Linked DNA regions of Homo sapiens: region 1 is linked to region 2. A link is a contact called in ENCODE Hi-C or POLR2A ChIA-PET data. All regions are on one chromosome and are shown on one strand. Each heading gives the region's core, a stretch centred on a gene start or an enhancer-like site at or near the end of the contact. The rest is flanking DNA. Distances are from core to core; before and after follow the strand shown.

The links. Hi-C counts contacts between places; a loop is a spot of excess contacts on that map. ChIA-PET counts read pairs that join two places held with the same protein, here RNA polymerase II (POLR2A). Pooled maps may share reads with other maps.
Region 1: a loop to region 2 is called in a map of GM12878, with 2.7 times the contacts of the local background. The contact joins two enhancer-like sites. A Hi-C loop is called at or near these places in 4 of 168 maps with a recorded cell type or tissue (GM12878, PC-9, dorsolateral prefrontal cortex and 1 more) and 2 of 50 pooled maps. POLR2A ChIA-PET finds 5 or more read pairs at or near these places in 4 of 52 experiments (CD4-positive, alpha-beta T cell, GM12878, PC-9 and 1 more).

Annotation. Positions count from the first base shown.
Region 1 is chr9:77,986,410-77,990,714 of GRCh38, reverse strand. All of the region lies in intron 1 of GNAQ (G protein subunit alpha q), which reads left to right. Among named protein-coding and RNA genes, the nearest start is that of GNAQ, 43 kb to the left of the region's middle. Within about 2 kb of position 1,899, at least 2 of the 41 ENCODE cell types and tissues checked have a DNase peak (open chromatin) inside an H3K27ac peak, as active enhancers do.
Region 2 is chr9:77,924,500-77,928,471 of GRCh38, reverse strand. All of the region lies in intron 1 of GNAQ (G protein subunit alpha q), which reads left to right. Among named protein-coding and RNA genes, the nearest start is that of GNAQ, 110 kb to the left of the region's middle. Within about 2 kb of position 1,996, at least 5 of the 41 ENCODE cell types and tissues checked have a DNase peak (open chromatin) inside an H3K27ac peak, as active enhancers do.

The sequences.
Region 1 (4,305 bases), core at 650-3,149, 62 kb before region 2:
TTTATACTTACGCTATTGTCTCTGATAACATTAGATTCACATACATGTGTGCTTGTATATATACATGTATACACATACATGCATTCAAATATGCACACATATTCACCCCACAGGGTTCTTGAGATACTAATGGAGGGTAAAGTGTGAAAAACCTGGAGCCTTTGACAAGAACTCTGGAAAAGGCTTAAAAGAGGTTGGATGTTGTGGCTCATGCCTGTAATCCCAGCACTTGGAAAAGGCTGAGGCATGAGGATCACTTGAGCTAAGGAGTTCAGGACTCCTCCAGGCAACATAGTGAGACTTGTCTCTACAAAAAAATTTTTAAAAATTAATGGGCCATAATGGCATGCTCATTTGGTGGCCCAGCTACTTAGGAGGCTAAGGCAGGAAGATTGAACCCAGGAGTTCAAGGTTGCTATTATTGTGCCACTGCACTCCAGCCTGGGCAACAGAGTGAGAGCATGTCTCTAAAAAATTAAAGAAAGAAATACAATAAAATAAAAGATCAATTTTCAACAAGAATCCTCCAATTCCATGAGGCACTGAATACCTACAGAATGAAAGCACAGCTCAGAGGTTGCAATAAATCTTTCCAACCTTCTTCTTATCAAGAATACTATGGGCTTATGTAGTCATGGAGTTTTCCTTAGCTTTTGTAAATAACTGCCAAACCAGAGTAGATGTAAGTTTAATAAAAATGAAGACACTAGTTTTTGGAAATCTCAGACTTCAGTCAGTTCATTTATGAAATTTAAAAGTGATTTTTCAGAAGGGAGTATATATTACACTTATGATGAAAAGGAGTAAATAAAAGGGGAAAGGTCATCTGTTTATTCATTTGTGCAAATGTGATGTCATTTATCAAAATAAACTTTCAGCTGTAATACTAGATTAAAATAAAATTAATAATCATCTATGAAACGGTGTTTCAGCAGGCTGCTGGTAGCAGAAACACCCACTTCTAATTGGTTTCAGCAAGAAGAAAATGCATTCCTTCATGTATGGAGCAGTCCAGTGGTAGGGAAGGCTCCAGATGTCAGCTCAGGGCCCTGGCTGCAGCCTCTTTGGGATCCTGTTGCCTTAGGCCCTTAGCAAGCCCGCCACAGGGCTTCCAGCTCCACAGCCATATGCAGCCAGACTAGAGACAAAAAGGTCTCTCTCTTGCAGTGTTTTCTTCTTGGGAGCAAGGAAAACTTCCCCAGAGCCCTTCTAACAGGCTCCCAATATCACATGGCCACCTCCAATATCAGTTCTTCCCTGAGTCTCACAGTCAGAACTGCTTCACAGGCTCAGCTCAGTCACTAGGGAATTTGGACTTGCAGCAATGGTCCAATTCAGGATTCAACATTCGAGTCTGAACTGAGGGCCACCACCCCTTGATGCACATGAGGGGATGGGTGCCCTAACTGATTTGGGCCTTTGCTGGCAAATGTTTAATGGAGAGGGGATGTTGGGTAGGCAGCCAGAGGTACTTGCTTTTATAAACAGAAAATGACGGATGAGAATGGGTTTTTGAAAAGATCATAAAACGTGTCTGTCAAATAAAACATTTGGTTTTCAAGATTTTTAAAAAACATACTTCATTTCTGTAAAGAGAATGTTGCTAATAAGAACTAAAGATAATTTTACTAAAAAAAAGTTTTGCCAGCAGAGAATTTATTTTTAAAAAATAAACAAAATAGTTATCCAGGAATTCTTATGTAATCTCTGGCATGGGGCTTGAATTGAACAGCGTTTTATCTTTAGGAATAATGGAGTTCTAAGTCCATAGCTGACACTCATCTCTGATCATCTTAGGAGTTACTGCCATCCTTACTAAATCTTATGAAGTAATAGTCTGATGAAATATGAGTATTTAGACTTGCATTAGCTTTCAAAAAAGTCCCCAGTATTTGAAGAGGGTACTTCCTGTGGCTGGTTTGGCAATTGAGATTAGTAAATTAGGAAGATGCTACTGTCTTCATTGACCTTTTATAACATGTGTTTGACAAAGCCTTGAGTCTTCTATAATAACAACAATGGTAATAGCCATTCTTTATTTGTCACTTGCACACACTGCCAGGCCCTGTGCTTCACAGGTAGTATGTTAATCATATGTTTATTTTAAGGGGAAAACCTAATATGTACCATGCTTCCTATCCCATAAGTGGTGCAAGATGAGAGTTGGAATCAGATCTGTCTGTCCCCTGAATCCTGTTTTCGATAATACTTCTTCAAAAGAAGAAAGATGAGAAAACAGCAATTACGTGCTCCATTGATGGAAGATACCAGATCAAATCCTTTGGCAGATTAATCAACATGATCCCACATCCTTTTAGGTTGCAGTGTAGGACCCAACCTGTACTATTTCCAGTGTAGCAAGTACTGAAGGAAGTTCTGGTGTCCAGCCGTTTTCCTGGTATTCTTTCTGCAGCAGTCAGTTATCCTGCTAAAGCATAAAGCAACTGTGTTATTCCTCTGTGGAGAACCTTCTATCTCTCTGAGCTGAAGCTAAAATGTTAGAGGGCCTGCTGGCCTTGTACTTTCTCTTACTGTTTCCTTCCATTCTCTGACATCATCTCCTTCTACTCCTCTCTTTATTGACTCCACTCTCTGCTCTGTCCTCATTGCTGTTCCTTGAACCTACTAACCTCTTTTCTGTCTCAGGGACTTTGACCTTGAGGTCCAACTGTCTGGATTGCTTTTCGCACCAGGAATCAGCATAGCTCATTCCCGTCTCTCTTTTCAGCCTTGACTTAAGTTGTCTCAGTGAGGACTTGCTGACCACAACACCACCCCCTACTCATGGGATACTCTAACTTCTTTCTTCTTCTTTTCTTCCTAGGTGTTTTTAGTATTTTTCTTTTTTAGAGATGGGGGTCTCACTGTGCTGCCCACACTGGACTTGAATGTCTGGGCTTAAGTGATCCTCCTGCCTCAGCCACCCAAATAGCTGGGACTGCAGGTGGATGCCACTGTGCCCAGCTGTTTTCCATATTTTATGTACTGTACATTTATTTTCCGAATACTAGAAGCTCCCTGAGAGATTTTGTCTATATTGTGTATTGCTAGATCCTAAGTACCTAGAACAGGACCTGGTACGATGTTGCTTAGTAAATATTGCGGACCGGATGAATGAGTGAATGACTCATGTATAGATTAGAACTCTGGCTGTGATCAAGCAGGTGGATTGCCGAGAGATATTCACAAGGACATAGTGTTACTTAATTGCAAAACCATTTAGATGCTTCTATTAGATTAGTGGTGTCCAGTCCTTTTCTGTCATCAAAAGAGTGAATCAGAGTGTCTGGTTTTATTCAGCATATGTTACTCTGATATGCCTCAAAACATGGGAATTATATGTAATTCTCAACCGCAAGGATTTTTTTTTTCGGTCTAACTGACTCCTACCATTTCAGAAGTCCTTGAAAGCAAGCACCCAGAGGCTTTCATGTGCCAATGACTCTGCAGACCCAAAGAGATACTCAAGATAATATTGACACTTTTATAGTCTGCATGGTGCTGCTTGCAGATGATAAGCCTACATGCCATAAAGCAGAACTTCATATGGAATTAGTATTGTTTTTGCTTTCCCAACAACATGACGACAGGCAAAGAAAAGAAAAGGAAGAACAAGTGGCCCTCAAATGCCAGACCAGACTGAAGATGCATGTAGTGAGGGTAGTAACCAGTTTGCACCTTTAATATCTTGAATTGTTTCCATCACTTAGGAACCATTTCTTTCATATGTATGATATGCAGGTGCTGTGCTAAGCATTATCAATATAATGATAAATAAAAGAATAAAATCTTTATCCTCATGGAGCTTCCAAACAAGTAGAGAACAGTTACTAATACACACATATGTAAATAATTTAAAAACCCTTATCAAAACTCTGAAGAAAAGGTTAAAAAAAAAAAAAAAAAAAAAAGGGCCAGGTGCCATGGCTCATTCTTGTAATCCCAGCACTTTGGGAGGCCAAGGTGAGAAGATTGAGCCCAGGAGTTCGAGACTAGCTTGGGCAACATAGTGAGACCCTCATCTCTACAGAAGTAAAAAAAATTAGCTGGACATGTTGATGCACACCTGTAGTCCCAGCTACTTGGGAGGCTAAGGAGGAAGGATCATTTGAGCCCAGTATGTCGAGCCTACAGTGAGCTGTTATCATGCCACTGCACTCTAGCCTGGGCGACAGAACGAGACCCTGTCCCAAAACAAAGAAACAAACAGAAACTTAACAGGCACTGCAAGAAAGAATGATGGTAGGAGGAGCCAGGGTAGACCTCTCTTAGAAACTGAGGCTTAAGGTTTGAGCTTTGATTAGG
Region 2 (3,972 bases), core at 747-3,246:
AACTTAACTGGATTAGTTATTATTAATAGTCCTGGTTACCACTAAATTACATGTCCAGTTTCCACTTGTAGTTGGTTATACTAAATTCAGTTCTGTTCTGTGTTAAATTTTAAAAATTGTCTGGGATCTTCTGCACGACCATGCTGGGGACAAATGGTTAATTGTATTCAACTCTTGCCCTCAACAGACAGTCATGAAAAGACGGGAAGTTATGGCAACTTTGGTCTTAGAGCTGCTGTGTTTCAAATGCAGGATTTTAATCTAAGTAGAGGAAAATGTGCAGAAAACAGAATACACATATTTTAAAGTAGATATAGCCTGGAATGTGGACAACACATGGATTGAGTTTTGACTCAGTGTTATTGAATACTTTTTTCTTTGCAGGTGTGGATTGATGATGTGCTTATTGGTAGAAAATTTCTCCTTAAAATTTCTAGTTCTACTTCATCCAAGTGTATGTGAAAGTAGCCCAAGTTCAGATGAGGTGGTGCTGAGATTTCATGTTTCAAACTCCTAGCTTAAACCAGTGGACCTGAAGTACAGTTACTCTATAATTCAGCTCCATGAGTCTTGGGTTTTGTTCTTGGCTGTTGTTTATCTGGGTGCTGACCAATTAAGAGAGTGGGGTGGGGGCATTCGTCCTGAGCCTTCCCATTCATTAAGATCTTCAGATTAGACTTCTGATAGTTTGACAATATCTCCAGATACAGTCATGAAAGGCCCTGGCAGTGTGAAATAAATATATTCATTGTGTAACTTTAAATGCCACAGTTTTGGTAACTGTTTTGGCATAACAGAGACCCTTGAAAAAAAAAAGTAGAAGTGGTATGGGCTTCCCTCAGTCTGTGAGAGGCCCTGGTAAGGTGTGTTTTCTGCCCCCACCCCCTTTTTTTTCTTCAGAGTAAAGATGATAAACCATGTAGACCCTTGAAGTTCCTGGTAGTATTCAGTGATTGTTTTCCAGAGCCCTTGTATGGAAATGGGCACCACCATCCTTCGGAGCAGTGGCAGTAATAACTGACATTTTTTAAGCATTGAGCAATGCTTCTGTATATGTGGTTTGGCCTTGGCAGCTCTTTTGATAACATAATAGCCCAAGAAGCCAGTTTAAGTGAGAGAAGGAACCAATGAGTCCACGATTGCTTTCAACAATAAATGCTAATTTATTACCATTAAGAAGGTACATATGATTGGATTTAAAATGGTCATTTTACTATTTGCAGACTATATCATGCAAATAGGCAAAATAATCATTGTAAACATATATATGGCTTATGTGAATCAGACACATAGAGTAAATACAGATTTTTGGCAGAACTTGTATGTGGGAATCCTGTTGTGTTGAAAAGATCTTGGGGGGAAGAAAAGGCCTAAAATGGAAGCATCAGATTGTGTGAGAGTGTGTGTCTAATGTGATGTATTCTAACAGCTTACAAATTGATGCACTGTATCATAGTATATTGAGTTTGTGTTTGATGTTTGTTCTGATGGAAGGAGATGTGAATGAACTGGAGATTGCTCTCTGTGCTTTATCCTGATCTAGCGAATAGGGAAGAAAAATTAGTATTCCTTATAGCCAATTACGCACACTGGATGAAGTGGCCTTCTCATAGCATGGTTCTTAAATAGTCTCATTTCTGGGTAATCTCATTTCTGGGTATTTAGATGAGCTGAGATAAGAAAAGGCAGAGTACTTGCCTGAAGGTACAAATAACTTTTATGGGGATATTTTCAAGTCATATTTATATAGGCCATTGAAAGAGCAGGGTTTTTTCTGGGACTCACACCCTTGTGTGTGTTCATTTGCTTGTTAAAGTTATTAAATGACTTGATTGGAGATATATTTAAATTAGCAAAAATGAGATCCTTATCCCTCCCCTAGATATTTTATGTAAGGGCTTGTCACCAGATTTTATAGTACCAGTGGTCTTGGAAGCAGAGTCATATTTCTTTAGATTGGTCAGAGTTATTTGTGCTTTTCATTGCCCTATGCTGTGAAAAGACATTAGTCATCACTGCATTCTTGAAATAATCTACTAGTAGAAAAGTCTGCTTTTTTTCATTCAGAGATAGAGAATTGTGAAGTCTCTTACAGTTTTCATTTTCATGTGGCCTTAGGAAACAACATAATTTTATGTAATTTGGGAACAGCTGTTTTTTTATTATACCAAAATTTTTCATACTAATCAGGACTAGATTGTTAAAATGGCCATTTCAAACTCAGAGAGTATGGTATAATTCTATAAAAATAGGAGAATGACACATGAAATTTGGCTTACACATTTGTTAGAAATAATTCATTTGTCTCTGTCATAGAACTGTATGGAACAAAGAAGCTGAGTTTTTTTCTTTGTTGATGTTTTAGTCCATATGCATTTGGCCTTCCCTATTCGCGGGTTCCATATCCATGGATTCAACCAACATTGGATAGAAAATATTTTTTAAAAGCCATAAAAACAATACAACAGTAAAAATAATACAAATGACAATACAGTATGACAACTATTTACATAGCATTTACATTGTATTAGGTATTATAATTTAGAGATGTTTTAAAGTATTTGGGGGATGTGTATAGGTTATATGCAAATATTATACCATTTTATATCAGGTACTTGAGCATCCTTGGGTTTTGGTGTCCAAAGAGGGAAATCCTGGAACCAATCCCTTGTGGATACCAATGTATGACTCTGGTTTTTTGGCTGAATTCTGTTCTAGTGCCAAATAATACCTTAATTTCCTACTTTTATTATTCTGCCTACAATATTTGCATCATACAGATTTTTCTTACGTGAAACTTTGCCTTCACTTTGAATTCACAACATTTGTATAATAAAATGAAAATGTGAACATTAAGTTCTTGAGTGAAATTTACCTGGAATTTAGGGCTGGTCAATTGGAAGATGGCAGCAAGATTCAAAATGGGTCCCTTTAATTGAAATAACATTCAGAAATTCAAAATTAGCTTAAAGGGAGAAAAACTGGGTGTAGTCAAAGCCCAGATGAGATATTTTTAAATTGTGGGCAATAGAAGTGAATTATCATGGATTTAGGATAATTGTGAAAATCATGCCCAGACCTGTTTCTTTATCATGATTGGCTTCCAGAAGTGTGTCATGAGAATGAGTTACTGAATAGAAAACACTTTATAAATAAAAGATTTATAGAGAACAGGACAGAGGAGAAAGAGAGGATGCCCTCCATTCCCTTGTATTCCTTGTCCTTCATTTGATTGGTATTTGTGCTAGTCAGAGCTCCAGAAGGAAACGAACAGCACACTCCAGTGTGGGGATTGAGGAGTGGACCAGGTGTAAGTAACTTGTAAGAGCTGGTGCAGTAACCTGGGGCCAAGCAATAGCTGGACAAGGCAAGGGAGCAGTTGTTGGGACCCAGAGAGAGCAGCAGTATGGAGAGGGCCACCCAGCAGGAGCTGGGACCTTTTGAAGGCAACATAGCACACCTGTGCTGCCACTGCAGCGAGGAAGCTAGGAGAATAAATGCCCCTTCCTGTTTGTCCCGCTCTCTGGTTTCCTCTTGGCTAAGCCCAAGCAGAAGACAGAATATAACAAAGCTGTTGAAATCCCTATTGGTCAGCCTCCTGGGGGTACCCAGCAAGATGAGATGGTTGAGAAAGGATCCCTGGGTGTGTTTCTGGCCAACAGGAAAATATCTTAGAGTTGATACTTTTATTGTTTTTTCTTTCCTCTTAATTTATCCTAATTCATTCATCAGTCACATGTTTGGCCCCTACTTGGAGTCTACATTAGTGTGATATCCAGTGTGTGGACAGTGCCCAGGGGCTTGGTGACTAGATCCAAAGAAGTGCCAAATGTTGACTGCTCTTGCCCAACGTGATTTCATTTAAACACATGCCAGTGTGCTTATACTTCATATACTTTCTCTTTTTTGGTGGGGGCGTAGGGTAGTGATAAGTATATAAAAATTTCTCAGGTGACCAGGAGAAAAAAGGTC